Regions from separate parts of the Homo sapiens genome. Here region 2 is linked to region 1. Evidence: read pairs that join two places in POLR2A ChIA-PET (ENCODE). Cell type or tissue: CD4-positive, alpha-beta T cell. All regions are shown on one strand. Each heading gives the region's core, and the rest is flanking DNA. Links, peaks and the distances in the headings are about the cores only.

Region 1 (8,330 bases), core at 84-8,083:
CCTCCCGAGTAGCTGGGATTACAGGTGTGCACCACCACATCCAGCTAATTTTTCTATTTTTAGTAGAGATGAGGTTTTTGCCACATTGGCCAGGCTGGTCTTGAACTCTTGGGCTCAAGTGATCCACCTGCCTCAGCCTCTCAAAGTGCTGGGATGACAGGTGTGGGCCCCCATGCTGGCTGAGGGTGTTTCTATGTGAGATTAGTGTTTGAATTGGTAGATTGTAAAGCAGACTGCCCTTCCTGATGTGGGTGAGCCTCTTCCAATTCATTGAAGGCCTGAATGGATCAAAAAGGCAGAATAAGAGAATCTTCTCTCTCTCTCTCTACCTATCTTTGAGCTGGAACATCAATCTTCTCCTGTCTTCAGACTCAGACTTGGACTGGAACTTAAATCATAAGCAATCGTGGTTCTCAGGCCCTCAGACTTGGACTGGAATGACATCATCAGTTCTCCTGGGTCTCCAGGTTGCTGACTGCAGATCTTACAAATTCTCATCCTCCATAATTGTGTGAGCCAATTCCTCATAACAATTTAATACATATCTACATAGATATCCGATTAGTTATGTTTCTCTGGATAACTCTGATTAATATGCATAGTCTTATAATGAATTAATAAAAAATTAAACAGGAATGAGAAAATGAAATAAGCATCCAATGGAAGTAGTTAGAAAAAAGGCAATAAATGTCAAGAAAGCAGAAAGGAATTAATAAATGTTAAAACAGAAATCAATTAATTAAAAAACAAAAATATTTTATAATTGATAAACTGATACATAATAAATATATTCAAAATAAAATTCTTTGAAAAAACAGTAAGATTTCTAAATTGTCAGCTAATCCTCTTGAGAGAAAAGAAAAGAGGAAGCACAAATAAGAAATGCTAAGGGGTACTCGAGAGGCTGAGGTGGGAGAATCACTTGAGCTCAGGAGTTCAAGGTCAGTCTGAGCAACACAGCGAGATGCTGTCTCTAAAAAAATTAAAAAAAAAAATAGCCAGGTGTGGTGGTGTGTGACTGTGGCTCCAGCTACTTGGGAGGCAGAGGAAGAAGGATCACTTGAGCCCAGGAGTTCAAGGCTGCAGTGAGTTATGATCATGCTATTGCCTAGTTGACAGAGCAAGACCCTGCTCTTAAAAAATAAAAGAAAAAAAGAAATACCAACGGGACAATAACTACAGATAAAGGAAATTAAAAGAATCCTTAGGGACTATTTTGCTGAACTACATGTAAGAAAATTTAAAAACTTATGTAGTTAAGAATTAACCTTACCCAAAGAGAGGTTTGGCTTTTGTCCTGGCTCCTGGAAGGTAAGCTCTGGACCCTTGGAATGTCCTGCCTGATAAGAGTATCTTTGTCTACCTGGGAGCCTTAGGCCACCCTGGATAGTCAAATCCCATGTGATTTATGATGGGAGCTGGGGGCACATGGTATCTGTTCTACCTCCTGTGGGTCCAGAGAGGAAAGGTCAGCCCCATGGACAGTCAATTATGTCTGTGTTCTTGAGCCCCAGTAAAAACTCCGGACACAAAGGCTCAGGTGAGCTTCTCTGTTTGGCAATACTCTGTGTGTATTGTCACACATTGCTGCCGGGGAAAGCAGCATTTTCCATGGCTTCGCAGGGCGAGGGCAACTGGAAGCATTGTGCTTGGAACTTTCCTGGAGTCTGCCCTAAGTGCCTCTTCTCTTGCCTGATTTTAATCTGTATCCTTTGTCTATAATAAACCATTAACCACAATGTAACAGCTTTTAGTGAGTTATGTGAGTCCTGGCAAATTATTGAAACTGAGGGTGGTCAGTTTCAACTTTGTAAAGCCTGACATATTGGATACTTTTCTGGGAAAATATAATTTGCCAAAAACTGACTCAACATCATAGTCAATATCAGTTTTGCCTTAGTTAACCTATAAATTAAAAGAAATCCCAAGAAACCTAACAGTTCATATGAAAAAAGAAGCAATGAAAATCAATGGGAAATGAGCCCTACAAGATATACTGTAATGCATATTATAAACCTACAATAAATAAAATAGTGTAGGACATCTTGGAGTTGGAATGAGATAAGACGTCCAGAAATAAACCAAAACTTATTGGGAGTTTAGCTTCTGATAATGATGGCATTTCAAATCATTCAGGAAAAGAAATGAATTATTCAATAAATGGTGTTGAGACAACTGGGTAGCCATCTGGAAAAAAATTAAGTTGGATTCAGATCTCACTTCTTATATTAGGATACATACCAGGAGAAGTCAGTGATTTAAATGTTTCAAAATGATAGAAACAAGTTTGGGAGAGTAAAAAAGGATCTAATGACCATGTTGGAACAGGGAAGAACTTCCAAAGTATGACACTAAAAACAGAAGCCATAGAGAAAAAAACAATAACTTCTATTGCATTAAAATTATGCATGGGAAAAAGAACAAAAGTCAGTTCAGAAGAGTAATGTCAAACCAGAAAAATTATGCTAATATTCCTAATGCATAATGACCTTCTCTTCATCAACAAGAAAAATGACATACTATACAGTAAGAACATTTGCAAAAGGTATGAACAGAGAGTTCGTAGAAAAAGGAACACAAGTGTTTTATGAACATATACAAAGCTGCTTCACATTACTCATAGTAAGAGAAATAGTAAAATAAAACAACAGAGATAGCATTTATCATTTTTTACTTAACAAATTGACAAAAGATTAAAAATTTGTTTATATACTGTTGGTGAAGGTATGAAGAACAGAAACTCTTATACGTTGCCGACGGGACACTAAATCTATACAGCCTATATAGGTGACAAAAATGACAAATGTACACACCTGTTGTTTAGCTTTCTACTCCTAGCAATTTATCCTAGTCACTTTTGGACAAAATGAAGTATGTACCAAGTTATTCACTGCAACATTGTTTGAAAGAGTAAAAGACTGGAAACCTTTTAAATGTCTATCAGAAAAGCAGCAACTAAATCAGTTCTTGTATGTTGAGGCAATGTAATACTATGCAGCTCTAAAAAAATTAAGATTAGTTCATCTTTAATGCAAGTAAAAAAAAAAAAAGGAAGTTTTGTTTTGTTTTGTTTTGAGATGGAGTCTCACTCTGTCCCAGGCTGGAGTGCAATGGCATGATCTTAGCTCACTGCAACCTCCACCTCCTGTATTCAAGCTATTCTCCTGCCTCAGCCTCCCGAGTAGCTAATTTTTGTATTTTTTTAGTAGAGATGGGGTTTCACCATGTTGGCCAGGCTGGTCTCGAACTCCTGACCTCATGATCCACCCACCTCGGCCTCCCAAAGCATTGGGATTACAGGCGTGAGCCACCTTGCCCGGCCCTCGAAGGAAGTTCTTTATGTACTGATATGGGAATAACCTCCCAGATACACTTCACAGTGAAAAAATAAGGTGCAGAACAGTGTGTGCAAAAGTGTGCTATCATTTCTGTAGAATGGGAAAGAACATATGTGACAGTGAGAGCTGATATATAGTGTTGAACCTCCCTTGTGAGGTAGGTACCACAATTATGTCCTGTTCTGTGGATGAGGGTAACTGGGGCACAGAGAAGCTGTCCAAGGTCACATACTAACTGGTGAGGGACAGTGCTACGTCTTGAACTCAGGCAGTCTGGCTTCAGAATTTTTACTCTCATTACTACATCATGTTCTTTTGTATGTATACCTGGGCATATTTGTTTGTATTTTCATAAACTATCTCTGGGTGATTAAGAGAAACTATGGGAAGGGGATATTTCACTGTATTTCCTTCTGTGCATATGACTACTGGGTCACATGAAATATTATCTATATATTTTTTAAAAATTCAATAAACGTATGATTAGGAGCAGGGTGCAGGGGAGGGGGATATGTTGCTTAGGACCTGAGTTCCCTAAGGCAGTTGTAAAATTCCAGCCTGGGTACCAGGGGCAGAAGGTCTCCGCCTGCTGTGCTGGCTACACTGTGTGGCCTCACCATGGCTCTGATCCACTCATAGGGCTCTTGCATGAATGGTGGGTGAAGGTGAGCCAGGAGATGCCCAGGTCCTGCCTACTGGAGGGCTGTGCCAGCCCACCTTGTCTTATTCTGATTCTGGGGTCCAGGGTCAAGGAGGTGGTCAGCAGGCTGGACCCTGCACTTGGGCCTTTGGTGTGATCCAAGGCCATTGTCCCCACACCCTGGGGCTATCAGTTTACCTGCTGGGCTTGCTTGGGCATCTCAGGACAGTGGGATGGGATGGGGCAGGGTCTATTTTTGGTGGTGCCCATAATGGGTTCCTGCACAGGAGCATGTTCCTGGGAACAGAGGTGCTGCAAGCAGGAGCACCTTCAGGTTTTCAAGCACTTGGACTTCGCTTCAGCTCCAGATAAGAGGCCTACACAGCAGTGCGAGGGAGTCACCCATGGCCACAGAGAGGGCTGTGGGGCTTCCTTTCTGACATACACTCATCTGAAGAGAATTTCCTTTCTCTGCCCTCCCCTTTCTTTGCTTGTCTGGGCACAGCCTGGCGCTGCTGTGTGATGAGTTGGTGCCAGGTGTTCAGAGGCCACCCCTCCCCAGTGGCTGGCCTCCTCCTCCATCTGTGATGAAGGAACCAGAATACCTGCAACAACCACGCAAACTCACAACCACAACTGCCACAAACCACACAACAACCATAGCTGCAACAACCACAGCCATTTGACCACACACCACAAGTGCAGTAACTACCAGAACTGCAGCAACCACACAAGCCACAACAGCAGCAACCACAACACCCGCACAACCACACATCCACAGGGGCCATTAGCTGCTGTTTACCAAATGCGTACTTTGCTCTCACTTAAGACCCTGAGATGCAGTCCCGCAGCCTCCTGCTGTAGATCAGTGGAGGCTGAGGAGGTTGGGTGACTTCCGAAGACTGTCAGGCAGGAATGGGTGGGGCTGGTCTTTGGCTCAGAGACCTTGCTCCTTGGAGGGAAGGTGTGGTCCTTTGAGGACTTCCGTGTCAATTTGGCTGTAAGCCCTCGAGGTGGAAGCTCTTTCTAGTTTCCTTTTCCAGTGGGTGCCCTGAGATGCTTGGCTCCGAACTATGAGAATAAGTGGGCCTCCCTGTGTAAAGGGGTTGGGAGCAACAGGCTTGTTTTCCTCTCGTCCCAGTTCTCATTTTCTGTGGCACCTCATGTGGGAGTTCAGTCAGGCTGGTGGAAAAAATTTTAGATGGAGTTATAGGATATAGACACAAATCTTCTTGGAAGGCTGGGGAGTTCTGCATAGCTTCAGATAGTTTGGCTGAAGGCAGCCAGATTCTCTTTTCAGGAGCCTAAGAGCTTAGGGCGCAGATACAAAGGCATATAAGGGAGTTTATCTAAATAGCATGTTTACACATGTGGTCCTAAGACTAACCTTTGACCATTCGTGGGCAGGATGGCTGTCTTTGGGGGAGGGCAACCAGATTAATTACCCATAGGTGTGTTGACTCAAAGCCTTTGTCATTTAATGTGTGCTGGATAAATGCTGGCAGGACCAGCTAGTTGAGGCCACGGCTGCTACTCTTTACAGCACCTTCCTTGGTGTTTGTGAGGGGCCCAGACCCTTAACTGGACTGACAAGCAGAATATCTGTGTCACTGTACGTTATTCATCCATCGTTGGGTCAGGGTCTGTGGGACAGACCCCCACAACCTCCCACTGGGGAGCAGGCCTCTGGCCTCCTGAAAGCCAATTTCCCAAAGGCCACTTTCCTCCCACCATGCAGTCACAGCTGTATACCTGCTGGTCCACCCTGCTGCCTTGGGGGTCCCGTGAAGGCCGGCTCTGTCTTTCTAGCTTTGCGCCTCTGTGCTCTGTGCAGGGCCTGGCATTTAGCAAGTGGTCTGGCAATGAAGGAAAGAACTTCCCTAGAAGGTTGTAGGGGTCCCCAGATCTTTGTGGCTCACTGTCACGAGTATTTCCAGGTGGATATTTGAGCAGCAGACTGTCATTGGGAAGCAGGGCCTGGGCTCTGGGCCGCATTGGACAAGCAGTTTCTGCTAGCCAGAATCTGCTAGCTTTCTCTCCTGGGTACCGGGGAGGTACTGGGCACAGTGGGCTGAGGCCTGTGGCAAGCTGGGCACAGTCATGGTTCTTTCAGTTTCTGTTTCCTATTAGGGACTGACAATGGAATTAAGGGGCATGGAGAAGAGTGAGGCAGATGGTCCATGCTTCTGGAGAGCTCCGAGGACCTAGATGTTGGGTGTAGGGGGCGCTGGAGGGGATATCAGAGGAGCCATGAGGGGGTCGCAAAGGAGAGGCAGGGAGCGGGTTGGGGTCAGAGTTTGAAGCCAGCTATCAGAGGAGGGAGGGCGCTGGTGGCCTTGCATCATGTGTGGGGTGGAGAGCACAGCCCAGGAAAAACAGTGATGGGGGAAGGAAGGGGTGAGGTGAGGCTGAAAGAAGACGCAAGCTTCTGCTAAGGAGGCTGGGTTTTATGTAATAAGCAACTGGGAGTCATGAGCACCGGAAGATGATGCAGTCCACACGTGGCCACTCAGGAAGACAGCTGCATCTTCTGTGAGGAGGCCTGGGGAGAGCTGTCACCCGGGCAGGATGGTCTACACAAGGTCTGCTGCAAACTCGGGTGCTAGCCTGGGTAGTGGCTGAGAAAATGAGCAGCTGGGACACCAGACGAGCTGGGCTGGGAAGGACGAGGCTGTGTGGTGCATCACCAGCCAGATGCCTGGGGTTGCAGGCTGGGAGTGGGGAAGGTGTGCCCAGGATTTAGAGGACACTGGGGGTGGAGAAGTGGGGGCAAGGGACAGGGGGAGAAGGAGAGGGGATAAGGAGAAATGCATTCTAGATCCAAGAGAATAAGATTTAACAGCAAACTTACTTTGTTCAGTTCATTTCCACATGAGGCTGTGCAAGTGAGAAATGAAGTGTCTCCTCATTACTCTTAATTCTGTCAGTGTTAGGAAGCAAGAAGACTCCCCTCTTCCAGTCCTGGGGGTTGTTAGTTATGCTGAAAAGCACCCTGTGCTCTTTTTTGATTTCAGAGAAGGGGTACATTTTCCTCCAAGGAAGGGGGAGCCAGTTCCGGGACCTATCAGACCAGCACCTCTGAGGTTTGCTAAAGTATTTGCCTGGCTGTTCAGAGGCCCTAGTAACACAGTCAATTAACACATAATTTGTTTTATTTATTTATTTAGAGATGGGATCTTGCTCTGTTGCCCAGGCTGGAGTACAGTGGCATGATCTCAGTTCACTGAAACCTCAACTTCCTGGGCTCAAGTGATCCTCCTGTCTCAGTCTCCTGAGTAGCTGGGATCACAGGTGTGAGCCACCATGCCTGGCTAATTTTTTTGTGGACATGGGGTTTCACTATGTTGCCGAGGCTGGTCTTGAACTCTGGAGCTCAAACAATCTACTTGCCTTGGTCTCCCAAAGTGCTGGGATTATGGGCATGAGCCACCACACCTGGCCATAATTTGTATGTGTATTATAACTATATTCATACAATAAAGTAAGCTAGAGAAAGGAAAATGTTATTATGAAAGTTGTAAGTGAGAGAATACATTTACTATTCATTAGGTAGACGTAGATCATCATAAAAGTCTTTACCCTCATAGCCTTTACATTAAGTAGGCTGAGGAGGTGGGAGAGAAGGGGTTGGTCTTGTCTTGGAGTGGCAGAGGCAGAAGAAAATCTGCATATAAGTAGGCCCAAGCAGTTCAACCCCATGTTGTTTAAGGGTCAACTGTATTTCAAATGAGGAAAGCTTGGGCTAGACTTAGAGAAAGGTAAGCAGGAGAAAAGTAATCATTAGCATGAAATACCTCTGAATTAGAATGCTGTCCACCTCCTCCCTGTCAAACAGCTGTGTGTACCTGGCTCAGGCCCCCTATTATTGTTCTCAAGTGTCAATAAAATTCCATCTGTACCTTCACTGGCTCCTTATCTTCATATAGACCCAGATTTTTGTGCATGCATCTTAGCTCAGATTGCTATAAGAGAATACTAAACTGGGCAGCTAAAGCAACAGACATTTACTTGTTTCTCACAATTTTCAGGATGGAAGTCTGAGATCAGGATACCAACATGTTCAGGTCTGGTAAGGGCTCTCTTCCTGGCTTGCAGACAGCCACCTTCTTGCTGTATCCTCAAATGACAGAGAGAGAGAGAGGAAACTCTACAGTCTCTTCCTCTTCTTATAAGGGTACTAACCCCATTATGAAAGACCAACATTCATGACTTCATTTAAGCCTAATTACCTCCCAAAGGCTTTACCTCCTAATACCATCACATTGGGAGTTAGCATTTTAACATATGAATTTTGAGTGACACAAACATTTAGTTCATAAGAGTATAGTTACCTTGTTCTCCCAAAAGCTTTT
Region 2 (8,330 bases), core at 327-8,326, 54 kb before region 1:
CTCGCATTTCTTCTCAGGTACCAGGGTTGCAAATCTTGGCCTTACCCCCTACCTCCACCCCCCATCCCCCATACCTCTTACCAACACATCTAAACACTCGTTAAGCTCACAGCATTATCTTCACAATGTAGTTCACTTCTATTCCTGCTTTCTAGTTCCCACTGATACCATCTTCGTTCTTCAAACACTTCTTAGTCTGTTCTCCATTTCGCGTCAAAGCCCCCCTCACCCCCACCCCAGCCCTACCTTATAACTAATGGATTACTCATCTGACAGTACAGTTTTGGTGATGTTATCAGTCTCTGACTCAAAAGCCTCTAATAACTTCCCATATTCTCTATGAACTCCTCTGCCTGCCAGTCAGCCTTTCATTTAGCCATCATTTATTGTCTACTTTGTGTCAGGCACTGGGTACAAAGATGAGTAAGGAAGTTGATATCTAGAGGGAAGAGGGATGAAAAATGGATCATTACAATCCAGGGTTAATACTACTGTGATATAGGAATACTGATGAGGAATACTTAACCCAGACAGAGTGTGAGGGAAGGGTTCCTGCGAAGAGGAGGTTATTTCTGCGCTGAGTCGCAAATGGCAAATTGGACTTAGCCAAGTAGGGAATAAGGGGGAAATCATTCCAGGCAGATAGAGCTGCATGTGCAAAGGCCCTGAGGCCTTGAGAGCTGGTAGGAGCTGAACATCACAAATGCTTCCTTCCTTCTGTTTGGAGCACGGGTGTGAAGAATGGCCCTGAGGATTAAGAGGGGTCAGATTGCAAAACACTGGGCATGCCATGGAAGGGGGTTTGGTTTCACCTTAAAAGATGTGAGGGAGCCAAGGAAGGCTTTTAAGTGGGGCAGGGGAGCATGGTCCAGTTAGAGGGCTGTTCAATAATGCAGGTGAGAAATGATTGGGGCCAATAGCAACAGTGGCACTTCTCCTGAGGCATCTATCGTACATTGCCTTGTTATTTGTGTACATATTTTAAAATTTCCTGAAATGTCTTACCTCTCTTATTCTCACCAAGTTGTAAACTCTTTGAAGATAAGTGCTAGACCTTAATCTTTTCTATGTCAAAACCTTTTCTGCCAGGATCTGCTCTGGTATCAGCAGAACCAGAGACAGTGAAAAAATGGGGACTAGCCTAGAAGCAGTAGGCAAGAGGGAGCTCCCCAGCCAAAAGAGAGAAAGGAATGTGAGGTTTCTTTTCACTCCGACCCCACACTTCCTGCAGCCCAGCTGGGTTCCCGCTCTAGTTTCTGAGAAGCAAGGTCTGAGTCACCTCTTTCTTCCTAAACTCCCCTCTTCCCCAAAGGGATTGGAAGGCTGGAGGGGTACTGAGTAGGAAGGATAGCAGGCAGCACCATCTGATTCTATCCCCTTCTTGCCATACAGACAAACGGCAGCGATACTGACAATGGCCAAGCCCTGAAGACCCTAGCCAGAATGTAACGTCCACCTCTCATCCCTGGGACCCGGCTTCCACTGGGGTGGAATTTCGCTTGGAGAGTAGGCAGAGGGGGGTGAAATTAGCCTTGAGAAGCTGGGTGGGAGGTGTGGGGAGGAGGGCTTGAGGGAAGGCAGGGAGTGGAATCAAATAATTTGAACCACTTCTCGGGTTACCGGGCTCTTCCCTGTCTTTCTGGTAATTGCTTGTTTACTCACTTCCTGGTTCTCAGAGGCTGTTGGACTCCTGCTGTTCTGGGAGTTGTGGGCTTACCTGACCCCCCTCCTCCCCACACCTTCTCCACTGTATAGAACCTACTGGGAAGGAACAAAGACCAGAGTTCAAGTCCTAATGAGGTCTCCAGTGAGGCAGAGATGATAGTCTTCATTTGGTACCAGGCAGAGAGATGCTGAAATCCCAGAACCAGCCCTTAAATTGGCTGTTGGCCTGGTACTCAGAATGAGTACCCCTGGGAGGTGGGCAAGCTTCTGGAACCTGGTTTCTGGGAGAGGGGCTCTAAGTGCAAGGGCCCTACTGGGCCTATTTTGTCCCTAACCTACAGTCCCTCCCCAAGAGAGCATCTGAGTGCTGTGATTTAATAAATAATAAAAGTCAGAGTAAGGATATATGATATACACAAATACGCATATTGTACCCATAAAGAAAACAGTAGACAAATAAATCCTCCTATCTGACTATAACTGGTAAGAGCTTGTACAAATGTTCCCAAAAGGAGACAGATATTAGCCCCTTCATTAGTTAAGGTCCTTATCTGCATTTCTATGGTGAGGGATGATCATGTATTCATTTAAGTATGACTCTGTGCCTCTGGAGACAGAGATTCTGCGAAAACATTGATTAGGGGTAGGACCTTGCTAGAAAAAGTCATAGGTGTGCAATTCATATCTTCTAATTAAAGCACATTATCACTTACTTACAAATGGTTAGGGCTTTAATAAACTAACCCCTTAGGAGACCCTAGCTAGGTCCAAAAACAAAGATAATTTTCTATAGAAGGGTCAACATAAAACTAATGGAAGAGTTTACTATTGCTTTTCCTTAGGCACATTAGGTCCTTAAGGACTCTTAGCCTTGATCTCTAAGTTCAGGTCTCCCCTTTGGCCAGGGCCCTAGGGAGGCCATGAGTCCTTGGGAAAGTGAAAGCAAAGCTGAATCTCCAATGGCATCTGGGACATCTCTGCCCCTTCCTTCTCTGTACTGTACCCTATCCTCAGCAGCACTTGTGGCTCCCCCAAAGCCATGTTTTCCCAGTCTTCCCCTGCCTGGGCCACCCTTCCCATTTACCTGCTGGGCCAATGAATCCTTGCAGACTTTTCTACTTGATGTAATGATTTGTTCACGTTTCTTTGCTTGACCAGACTGTACCCTCTCCACCTCTAAATCATATTCATCTCCTTATCCCTCGAATCTAGCCCAGAACCTGGCAGATGCTAGGGACTAGATGTTGTCTGGGGAGACTCTAGTTCTAGTTCAGTCATTCACAATCTGTGTGACTTTCAGCAGGCCTTTTAATCTTTTTGTTTCTTAGCTTCTTCATTTTAAAATAAATCTTGCCAATTCCAACTTACACGGTTACAAATTAAAAATGAGACAACTGTGGAAGTGCTGAACAAAACGCCAGGTGGTGGAGGTGGTAGGAGGGGCGCTTAGCTCCAAGCGAAGACATATTTGTCTTAGTCTGCTCTGGCTGCCATAACAAAATATCACAGAGTGGTTTAAGCAAAAAAATGTATTTCTCATAGTTCCGGAGCCTGGAAATCTGAGATCAGGGTGCCAGCATGGTCAGGTTCTGTTGAGGGCTTTGTTTCTGGCTTGCAGATGGCCGCCTTCTTGCTGTACCCTCACATGGCAGAGGAGAGAGCGAGCTCCTAAAGACCCTATTTCCAGATATAGTCACATTAGGGGTTAGAGCTTCAACACATATGAATTTTGGGGAAGCATATCCATTCCACAGCAATGCTGAAGGAGATTCATCAGCACATAGCCCTTCAGTCCTGTTCCCACCTCCTACAGCTTGCAAATCTGAAGCACCCCACCAACTCCGTATTGCAACTACAGTAATCATGACTTGTATACCAATTTATAGATGTTTCAATAACTAAAGCATTTGTATAACATATCCTATGGCTTACGAAGAATATTTCATACAGTCTAATCTCATTTTCACAACTATCATCTCACAGATGAGAAAAGCAAGGCCCCAATGGCCAGCCCAATCTTATTTCCAGGTCCTTTAACTGTATACCTTCAAACTCTTTAGGCCACACCAAAGTACTCGGTTGTAACCACTTCAAAGAAAACAGGGCTCTAAGAGCTGGTGAAGTCTAAACTCTTCAGTTCCTCCACTGTGACCACAGCTGACCGTCTTTACTTGTTCTATTCGCTCCCATATGAATCCTTTCTTTGTGCTCTAGAATTTTATGGAGTGGAAAATATATATGGAACGAGACAACATTCTTAGAGGAAAGGACTTTACAAATGCGAAGTATTAATATTTTGTTTGATATGGGCACTATTTTCAAAGGACCCTGCATACTTTCTGTGTTTCTTTGGGATGCCCTGCCCACCCAGGACAACTGAAGGAGCCGCTCTGGTTTTAATTGCAGCAATTCACCAGACAGTTTAGAACTTTCTACGTGCCAGGGCCTCTGTCCCCTGCAAAAGCTCACATTCCAAACAAGTCAGGTGTAGGCTCCGCTCCTAGAGAGGGACGGTGTGAACAGAGCTAACTGGGTCGGCCTCTCTCCTTCCGACCTCCTACTCCCCTCCCAACACCTCCTCGCCCAGAACGTCTCAATTCTGACCCAGACACCCTGGGAGGCCGAGAGGCTCCTTTTGGATCTGCAATACACCCTCCTCACCACAACCAACAGACAAAACGCGCGAGTGCCGTGCAAGGTGGAAACCCTTCCCTCCGGGGGGCGATCGCCCCAGTAGGGTGAAGCAGGCCTCTTTGTTCACGGGATGCCTCGCTAGCAAGCCGGCGGCGGGGGCGTTCCCTGGACCGTGAGACCCCGGCTCCCGAGGACGCCTCCCGTGCCGCCGCTTCCCTCAAGCCCAGTGCCGCCAGCGGCCAGAGCTCCGGATTCCTGCCGCCCCCAGCCCACCGGCAAGAGCTGGCTTCATTTTCCCAGTCCCCCTTTCATCTGGCCGCACAGGCAGAGCACCGTCCGCTAAGGTCTCCTCCCATCCCAGCAGGAAGGGCGGGGAGACCCGCGGAGGATTTAAAGGGGCGCGGAGGTCAGGAGGGCTGGGGGCGGCTCCGCGGAGAAAATGGGGCGCGCTCGTCCTCTCCCGCAGCCTCGGCCGCCGCGAAGCTTCCTCCCAGCTCCCGCCTTTCCGGGCCCGGCGGGCCGAGGGGGAAGGGAGGCTTCCTGCGCCGGCGCCCGCGGCTGCCCCAGTGAGGTCCCGCCCGAGAGCAGGCCCAGGCGGGGGCTGGGCGCGCGGCGCGGCGCTGCGGGCTGGAGGGCGGGGGCGGGGCCCGCCGCTTTTAGAGTCACCTCCCGCGCGCCGCGGCCGCCGTTGCCAGGGTGACCGGGGGAGCTCCGTTGTGGGGAGGCGGCCGCGGCGGGTACCGGTGGGCGGAGCTCAGCGGGCGGGGCGGGGCGGGGCGGGGGCGGGGGGAGCTTCCTCGTCGTCATGGGAACGGCGCAGTTATTTCCAGCCCCCGGGCCGTGCCAGTGGCGCGGTGCCAGGATGCGAGAGTATTGCAGGACAGCGGCAATCTGCTGCGACCTGGGACATAACAATGCGCCCCTTCTGCAGCGCTGGGCCCGCCGGCGAGAGGTCTCGCTGGTCTGAGGGGCTGGGGCCGCCCCCGCGCGTCGTGTCTCCTCTCGGCGCTCTTCGGCTCGGAGCCTGGCGGCTCAGCGCGCTCCCGGCTGCACGTGCTGCCCCCGCCGCCGCCCACGCCAGACAAAGCGGGGCCCTCCCGGGCGTGTTTCCTAGGCGCCCCCTTCCCTCGATGAACCCTTTGATTTCTTCCTTCTTCTCTCTCACTTCGTTCCAGCCCCCTCAACTGCCTCCTGGAGCGCCTTTTTTGTGTGCTCGCCATCTCACGTTTGGCCCTCTCTCCAAAGCTCTGCCTTCACGAACGCCTCCATTTGACCTTCCCCCTCCGCCACTCTCTGGTCTCCTTTGGTAGCTTTATCATTACATTTGATGGAAGGGCGACTCTCCCCTCTCCTATTTTCAGCTCCACATTACCTTTTGTATTGTCCTCTCCCCTTCCTATTGGCATCTTCTTTCTGTCCTTGCCCTTTTCAAGACTCTTCCAGAAACTCTCTTGATGTCTCTGCCTCTTTTCACGGTTTCCTTTCCACTTTTTCTTTTCTCTCTGGGCTGTGGGACAGCAGAAGGGAGATTGCAAATGGCTACCTAGATTGAGTGCCCCTTTTACCTCACTGACGCCATCCTTTTTTCTGTCACCTTGAGGTCACATTATTTGGGCACCTTGATGAGGCTTTGGGGATTCTACTGCCGTTGCTGCCATTAGCAGTCTCTTTGCTTGGAAGCTTAAATGAAGGAAATTTCTGGGAACTGGTCAAAGACTCCTGAAATGCACCTTGAGGACTAAACATCTCTCTCCCTCCATCTCTGCTTGGTTACTCTGGTTTGTTTCGAACACCGGCTGCTTCTTCCCACTTCTTGACTCCCTGCACCCCTACCCGCCCCCCCAGCAATCACATTGTTCATCCCTTTGGCACCAGCCCTAGAGAGGAAAGGGTAGGTCCTCCTCTCCAGGAAGGAAGGTGGGGCAGAGTAGCTCCCGCAGGAAGGGAAGGAAAAAGGAGGGAAGGAAGGAAGTGGCCAACAGAAGGTGGAATCCGGTGGGAGGACTTTTCATTGTTTGAACGTCTTTCCTTTTTAGCTCTGCAAAGTCAAGCCCAAGGCCATCTCACCAAGGTTCTGCTGCCATCTCCCAGAACCCCAGCTAGGACTCCCTTGCCAGAGGCTGGAGGGGGCTGAGGTTTTGGTGGACATATTTAAGTGAAGTGGGCAGAGTTTCATGTATGCTGCAAATTGTAAGCACTTACATTTTTAATGTATCCATCTTCTGTTTCTTTTCTGTCCAACAAAGTCAGCTTTTATCTTCCCTTTTCTCCAGGGGGAAAAAAAAAAAGAAAAACTCCAGGGTAGAATTATGCCTCAGGTAAGGAAAATGTATCTACCATTTCCTGAGGACCTTCTACCTGTGAATCTGCTCTTATGTTCTGTAATACTTTACATTTGCATAGGGCTTTTTTCCCTGAGTTTTAAAGGGAAAGGCTGAGTTTTAAAGTTAGTGGGTAAAAGGAACCAAGTAGGGTTGCGATAAGGGTTGAGATGAAGTAGTGGAAATGGGAGCTCTTTAAAACTAAATACTCATGAATACTGCTCTCCAATATTTCCCCACCTTTTTTGTAGCCTAGGCTTAGGGCCAAATGCAAGCCCCAAGAACACAGGCAAGGAAGTGCTTTTGTCCTTTCTAGGCATGTGATCCAGTACCAAAGATGCTTAGTTATGAACGAAGAGAAGTTTGTGGTATGACTATTCTTTTGCATAGTGTATCTTTGCATCTCCATTCACTTAATACCCGAATACCTAGAAAACTGCCAGCCAGGCTTTGGTTCATTGTCAGTGTCTTGTTCCTTGAAAGCCCTAGAAGGACAAAAAAATTAGCTATGCTTTGGAAGACTTTGTCTGAAACCTACACTAGGTTTCAGACAAGGTCATCCAACCTTCTGGATTAGTTAACTGTGTCCTGAACACTGAGCAGAGGCCAGAGGGAGTGGGGTTTTGTTTTTCTCATCCTGGGGAAGCTCATCCTTGTGCTCTGCAAGTGTGTGCTCTGGGGAGAGAGTGTTATCAACACTTCCATGGTGTGGGATGGGGTGGGGGTCAGGAAGGGGGCCAACAACTTTAGAAGGCTTTCTTTTGTTTTCTGTTTTAAGTTGCTGTCTTGGTGATGGGAAGATATGAAAGGGTGGACACCTGGCTGTTGGAGTTGGGACAAGTATGAGCAGAGCTGTGGGGCTTGGCTTCCTTTCCTACTGGCTCATTTCCCCGGGGAGGGGAAGATAGTGGTCTAGAGGGAATTTGCTATCCCTTTCAATCAGCAAACGGACCTGCAAGCCAGTTTGCCTGGGCACTTAGGGCACTGAGTTTGGGGCACCTCAGGGAGCTTATACTCTCCCAGAAAACACAAGCCCTGCAAACAGTTCTCTGGTCATTGTGTGGAGCAGGTGTGGGATGCAGAGGTAGGGCAGATTCCCCGTAAATAGAAGACAGGATTTTCTCATAAACAGAGGTCTCAACTATGAGGGGGAGCTGGGCTTCCTTAGGCATTCCTAGTTATGGAGATGGTCGAGGAGCCTGGGCTGGAAGTTAGCCTGTCAGAAATTCTGCAGCGTTGTGTTTCTGTGCTGGGTAGGGGTGAACTGATGGCCCACATGGTCCCGTCTGACTTCAAGATTCTGCAATTTTGAAATATACTAATGATCCTAGGCAGCATGTGATGAATAGCTTGAGCTTTACTAGGGATTCCATTCATCAAATATTTATTGAGTGTGTACTTTGTACTGCAGCTCTGCTAGACGCTGTAGGAGATTCAGAGGTATGAACAATAGGGTTTAAGATCTTTGCAGAGGCCGCTAACACTTGGAATACAGTGAGGCAGGAAGGGGGTTCCAGGCCAGAATGAGTGGTCCTGCCCCACATTACCACCCCATCAAAACCAGACAGTCAGCATTCTCTTAACACCAGTGCCCTGTGATTTGTTTCTTCCTGAGATGCTGGTTTCAAAGATTTCCAGGGACTTTGATCTGCAGGATGGGGGCAGAAGAGAGAAACCGTGTTAATCCAGAGAGAAAGGCAGAGCGTGTGG

Evidence for each region. ChIA-PET counts read pairs that join two places held together with the same protein. Peaks named below come from ENCODE experiments on the same cell type or tissue, not always from the same donor. Only the 100,000 strongest peaks of a DNase experiment are listed, where the experiment ranks them.
Region 2: POLR2A ChIA-PET joins it to region 1 with 14 read pairs; 16 of 35 experiments call an interaction of 5 or more read pairs at or near these places.

What each region holds. Positions count from the first base shown.
Region 1 is chr1:181,155,140-181,163,469 of GRCh38, forward strand. No RefSeq gene overlaps it. Among named protein-coding and RNA genes, the nearest start is that of LINC01732, 15 kb to the right of the region's middle. RefSeq lists an enhancer at 4,506-4,625 and a silencer at 5,214-5,508. In CD4-positive, alpha-beta T cell, for the core only: no CTCF peak of the experiment used is centred there; DNase peaks (open chromatin) are centred at 4,602, 4,892 and 6,452; H3K27ac peaks cover 1,111 bases.
Region 2 is chr1:181,100,438-181,108,767 of GRCh38, forward strand. No RefSeq gene overlaps it. Among named protein-coding and RNA genes, the nearest start is that of IER5, 16 kb to the left of the region's middle. RefSeq lists silencers at 4,503-4,562, 4,583-5,072, 5,333-5,382 and an enhancer at 4,916-5,810. In CD4-positive, alpha-beta T cell, for the core only: CTCF peaks have their summits at 4,552 and 4,755; DNase peaks (open chromatin) are centred at 4,374 and 5,004; H3K4me3 peaks cover 1,555 bases; H3K27ac peaks cover 688 bases.